Linked DNA regions of Homo sapiens: region 2 is linked to region 1. A link is an interaction called in ENCODE POLR2A ChIA-PET data of the cell type or tissue named here. Cell type or tissue: CD4-positive, alpha-beta T cell. All regions are shown on one strand. Links, peaks and the distances in the headings refer to the core of each region. The heading gives the core; the rest is flanking DNA.

The links. Peaks named below come from ENCODE experiments on the same cell type or tissue, not always from the same donor. Only the 100,000 strongest peaks of a DNase experiment are listed, where the experiment ranks them.
Region 2: POLR2A ChIA-PET joins it to region 1 with 7 read pairs; 2 of 35 experiments call an interaction of 5 or more read pairs at or near these places.

What each region holds. Positions count from the first base shown.
Region 1 is chr2:42,131,761-42,134,671 of GRCh38, reverse strand. No RefSeq gene overlaps it. Among named protein-coding and RNA genes, the nearest start is that of EML4, 36 kb to the left of the region's middle. RefSeq lists enhancers at 20-991, 992-1,965. In CD4-positive, alpha-beta T cell, for the core only: no CTCF peak of the experiment used is centred there; DNase peaks (open chromatin) are centred at 771, 1,371 and 2,101; H3K4me3 peaks cover 1,155 bases; H3K27ac peaks cover 2,256 bases.
Region 2 is chr2:42,512,019-42,514,929 of GRCh38, reverse strand. It overlaps a transcript of MTA3 not described here. Among named protein-coding and RNA genes, the nearest start is that of KCNG3, 19 kb to the right of the region's middle. In CD4-positive, alpha-beta T cell, for the core only: a CTCF peak has its summit at 1,496 (motif pointing left); a DNase peak (open chromatin) is centred at 1,499.

The sequences.
Region 1 (2,911 bases), core at 275-2,774:
TTTTTTATTTTATTTTTTGTAGAGACAAGGGTCTCACTATGTTGCCCAGGCTGGTCTTGAATTCCTAGGCTCAAGCGGTCCTCCTGCCTTGGCCTCCCAAAGTTCTGGGATTATAGGCATGAGCCACTGCACCTAGCCGGTAAATACTTTTAATCGGAATAAGAAATTCTTCTTAATATGTAGGCTAGTTATCCCATCCAGATAATATTTTGCCTTAAGTGGTTAAAGTACACATCACTTCTTAGACCCTTCTGAATGGTGGTGGGAGGACAGATAAGAACCATTGTTAGGGCTTTTGGCTGATGGCCTACAACCCCAAGATCCCAATGACTTCTAACTTTGGCTGCACAATGGGAGCTTTTCTTTTTTCTTTTCGTTTCTTTTCTTTTTTTTTTTCGGAGACGGAGTCTCGCTCTGTCGCCTAGGCTGGAGTGCAATGGCGCAATCTCAGCTCACTGCAACTTCTGCCTCCCAGGTTCAAGCGATTCTCCTGGCTCAGCCTCCCAAGTAGCTGGGACTACAGGCGCGTGCTGCCATGCCCGGCTATTTTTTTGCATTTTAGTAGAGATGGGGTTTCACGGTGTTGCCCAGGCTGGTCACGAACTCCTGAGATCAGGCAATCCGCCCGCCACAGCCTCCCAAAGTGCTAGGATTACAGGCATGAGCCACCGCGCCTGGCCACAATAGGAGCTTTAAGCAGTACTAATGCCTGGTCCTACCCTCAGGACTCTGAATTAATCTGGGGCAGAGCCTGGGACTGGGGAATTTTTTTTAACCACAGCCCCTTCCCAGGGTGGTGCTAACATGCAGCCAAGATTAGAATCACTGCTATCCTTCCTGAGAAAAGAGAGAGAAAGGAGAGACGTGGAAGAGAGGGAATGAGAAAGCAGGAGACCAGATTTCAGGTGCTCTGCTTGGCAGTGGTAATCGAGGGGATTTGGAAGAATCAAGAGGCAAACGCATTCCAACCAAGCAGGGAAGGAGCGGTTCAAAAAAGTAATATACTCCGAATGTGTTCCATTTCAAGCAAAACAGATGTAAAAGAGTACTTCTGAAGAACCCAGAGAGTGCTTCATTTTGTGCCAGATGGCGTCCTTAGAGATGCCCCAGTTTCCCAAAAAGAGTCCCCCAGGGAGAGTCCCATTTTTCTTGATTACCCCGTGATTCTAACCAATACCAGCAGCACGTTCAGAGCCCAGGCTGCTCACACGCATGGCCTTGCTGGTGTTGGCTGAGGAGCAAGCTTCTGATGTCACCATGGGCACCTCAGCAAAAGAGGCTGCCCTCTCGCTCCGTGTAGCCTGTGAGCCCGGGATGTCCCAGTGCCATTAGCACATGCCTCCCTCCCCACTGACAAGTAGGTCAGCACAGACGCAGCTCCAGCCGCCACTGAGAGCTGCTTGCTGCTGGCAGGAAGCTGCTTCTGCAGAATTAAAAACCATCAGAGTTGATCAAAGGAAGTGCAAGGTAGGCTGGCGGGCGGGCCAGATCCTAATCTCTGCTCGCTGGCCTCACACATCACTGCACATGAGTCACCCCGCTGAGCTCAGCGGACATGCTGTTTGGATTAGGCTTTTACAGGCGAGCTTTGCCAAACTTGCCTTTGCTGTCTTGCTGCACAGAGCAGCTGAGAGGCAAGGCGGGAACGTGGGGATGTGGGTTAGATGTGGCTGTCCAGGTGTCAAAAGGAGGTGGTCAGCTCCCCAGGCATGCGTGATTGTGTCTTCAGGGGGTGGCTGTTAGTCCTAGTGCCCCCAGCCCATCTTCCGTGCTTAGCTCAATGAACCCTATTAGGAATAACAGAGCCCGCAGCAGGCCCACACCTCCTTCCTCTCTTGCCAGCTCTCCAATTAAGATGTACTATTACAGGACATGCATCTTGCCTTCACTCAACCATTTGCCTCTCAACCAGAAGGAATTCCTTTTCTCAAAAGCAAGCAACACTTCACCACTCAGGCATCTTGCCTCAAAAAAAGTGGAGTCCAGTGAAAAAGGGATGGAAGTCAGAAAAATAAAAATTCCTAAATGAAGAGCCAACCCATAAAAGCAGGGCTTCCCCTAGTGCCTAGTTGGCGTGACATCACCATGAATTACTCAATGAAAATGGTGTCAGAGTGGCAGCTAGATTATTTGGGGAAAGTTTCCTCAAGAAACAGAACTCCACAGGAAATAAGAAGGGGTAGGAAACTCCAGCCCTGCACTTAGGTCTTTTGGTGCTTCCTCTAGAGGGGCTGATTTTCCTGAGCAGACGGCAAGGTGAGATTCTCTTCCAAGCAGGGTCTTGGTGCTCAGGAGCCGGAGTAGATAGAACTCAGTGGTTTGTTTTGCTTCCTTCTCTGGAAGCAATGGTAGGAACAGGATCAAAATCCTCTGTTTCAGATACTGCCAAGTTTTGCTTCTGTGCGTGGTAACTTGGGAAGAAGCAGCCCCCACTATTTTGTAAGCCAAAGATTCTTGGCTTGTAGCCTCTCCCGGGATTCTCTTTAGAGTATTTTAGACTTTCATGTAGTAAAGGCATCTAAATGGAGGTGGCAGTCCTTGACGCTTTGCAAATAAATGTTGCCACCAGTCCCTACACCAGTTTCGACCATAAATCCCAAATTTCTGCATTTACCATTGCTCAATTCGATGTGATTTTTAAAGTTTGTTGTTGTCGTTCATGGCTTTTCAGGTTTCTACTTATCTATCCATAATTCTCACAGTGGTCAAATTTTGGTCATGAACCTGTCTTTTTTTCCTCCATTCCTCCTTCAGCATTTTCACTTTAAAATGGAAACAGAGATGGAAGGTGCCACCCTGGATAGGCTTCTAACTGGAAAAGCATTCTACAGCAGAATGGCAGGGTGGTTAGGGTCTGGCTGTCAGGCAAACCTGTGTTTGAGTCCTGGCTCTGCCACTAAATAGTAGTGTC
Region 2 (2,911 bases), core at 127-2,626, 380 kb before region 1:
CGCTTGAGGCTAGGAGTTTGATACAAGCCTGGGCAACACAGTGGCAACCTCATCTCTATAAAAAATAAAAACAAATTAACCAGGCATGGTGGTGCATGCCTGTAGTCCCAGCTACTCTGGAGGCTGAGGCGGGAGGATCATTTGATCCCATAAGTATGAGGATGCAGTGATTTAAAATTGCACTGCTGTACTCCAGCCTGGACAACAGTGAGACCCTGTCTCAAAAAAAAAAAAAAAAAAAAAAAAAGGGGCTGGGCGCTCATGCCTGTAATCCCAGCACTTTGGGAGGAGCCCGAGGTGGGCAGATCGCTTGAGGTCAAGAGTTTGAGAGCAGCTTGGCCAACATGGTGAAACCCCATCTGTATTAAAAATACAAAAATTAGCTGGATGTGGTGGTGGGCGCCTGTAATCCCAGCCACTCAGGAGGCTGAGGCAGGATAATTGCTTGAATCCTGGAGGTGGAGGTTGTAGTGAGCCTCAAGACAGTGCCCCTGCACTCCAGCCTGGGTGATGAAGTGAGACTCTATCTCAAAACAAACAAACAAAAAACCACATACACACAAAAAGAAAGAAAAATATTTTAAAAGCATATGTATTTTTTACAAGCATCATATAAATAGTGAGCTAACAAAGCACAATTTTCTTCTCCTTAGATAACTCTTATTTGACCAGTTTTCATATTGCAGACTTGGGATTCTTTTCTCGTTGTTTTTTTTTGAGACGGAGTCTCATTCCGTCGCCCAGCTTGGAGTGCAGTGGCGCGATCTCGACTCACTCCAACTTCTGCCTCCCAGGTTCAAGTGATTCTCCTGCCTCAGCCTCCCAAGTAGGTGGGACCACAGGCACGCACCAGCATGCTCAGCTAATTTTACATTTTTAGTAAAGATGGGGTTTCACTATGTTGGCCAGGCTGGTCTTGAACTCCTGACCTCAGGTGATCCATTCACCTTGGCCTCCCAGAGTGCTAGGATTACAGGCATGAGCCACCGTGCCTGGCCTAGACTTGGGATTCTTTGAGCTCTCATGTCTGTCTCAATTTGAGGTAGTGGAGGGAGGCCAGCATTGCTGGATTTCATGGGAGTCTGAAATCCTTCCAGGGCTTTCCTAGGTGTAAGCCCGTTTGCCCCTCAGGCCAGCCTGGGAGGCGTGGCAGTCCTGCACTTCCCTGTCCCTTTAAGTTCTCCCTCATTCCCGGCTCACTGAGTCCAGCACTCTGGGCTTCAGGACAAGTGGGTCTAGTTTTCCAAATGTCCCTCCTGGTGTTTGTCTCTCTCTGTCCTGGAAGTTCTACCCTTTTCTCTGTCCTATGTGGCTGGCCAAATACTACTTCTGAGGGTCTTGATAAGCCTGGTTATACCATTCCATGGAGCTGGGTCTCTCGCTAGGTTTAGATGTGGCCTCACTATTGGCCAGGAGGCTTTAACACGGAGTCTGTTCCTTCTTCACTTGGAGTCTATCCCTTTTCCTGGGTGAAGTCATTGCCCTTTCTTCCCAGCACCTCCTAGTGGTCCTCTCTGGAAGTGTTTTGTTTTGTTTAAGTTCCAAGGATATTTGTCAAACTGAAAAGACTGACCTACCCACCCCAGTGATTGCTGAATCCTTTCTCAGTCCCAACCTGAACAGGGACCAGTATCCCAAGTAATGCTCATTTCATTCCCCTCACACTCCCTCCAACCACAATAGGTTTTGCAGAATAAATCACTATAGTTTAATATCCAAAAAGTAACTTAAACATGTAACAAAGGGCTTGCCAACACAAAGATGAAATGGGGTTTCCCCTGCATGGGTAACCAGAAACACTAGCCTCTCGTATGCCCAGTTGGTTATTTAGCAAGTTAGCAAGTAAAGGCAGAGTGAACATTTTTATAGGGGATGCCATGGGGACTGATTTAAATTAAGTGGCAAAATTATCTGTAGACCTTGCATTTTCACAGTCTGGGAGAATTGATGGATGGTTTGATTGGTGCCATTAAAATTGGAGTTTTCTTAAGGGTCCTGTAAGTAGAGGATGTCTCAGAATGTTTATATAGAATATAAATGTCATTCTTGAGTTGGTGACTAGGGTGAAAGCACAAAGAACTATAAATTGAAAGTCTTAACTAATGCCGAGTCAATGGAAGTTATATACAATTTCTCCCTTTCCATAAGTATCTGTTGTTACTGAGGTAGACCACTGGTACAGTGGTTGAGTGTTTTCTAATCCCTTGACATGGTCTAAATTAAATACACACTGTTATCTAGAGGAGAAAATGTCTTCTTGGCATCATCAAAGGAAACTTGGTAAGCTTATTTTCTTCTTTCTTTGGAGATTTACGCTGACATTTGTTCTAATTGTCCTTTCAGTTTCATCCCTCACAACAGAAGCTAGTGAAAGGGGATAAAAAGCTTCTCAGTGTCCTTTGCTATAAAGATTTTTGTTTGTGATTACTTTCCTCTGGAAAGGAAAAATCCTACTTGGAAGACATAGAGTACTAGCAAATGTTAAGCAGAGGGCAACACTCCTGCAGTCAGAGGAAGGTTCTCTTCTGGGGAGAGGACCTGCTGTTGCTTGGCCACATGGCAGCATGGAGTTACAGCACTGGAAGTGGAATCCCGAAAAACTAGGAAAGCTCCAGTGGGCACTCATCTCTCATCATTTTTGGCTGAGCCATAGGCTCTTTTTTCAAACTCAGGCCTGAGACAGGCTTACACACCAACCTAAATGCATCTTCTCCAAATCCCTTTCAAAAACTGCCAGTCATCAAGTTGAGGTTGATCTCTAGTATAAAAACAAAAACAAAAACAAAAAAAAAAGGAAAAAGAAAAAGAAAAAAACCCTCCCAGTCTTCCAGATTGCTATACTTCTCAGGTTTCCACAGAAAATATTATTATAATTATTTTTTATTTTATTTTATTTATTTATTTATTTTTT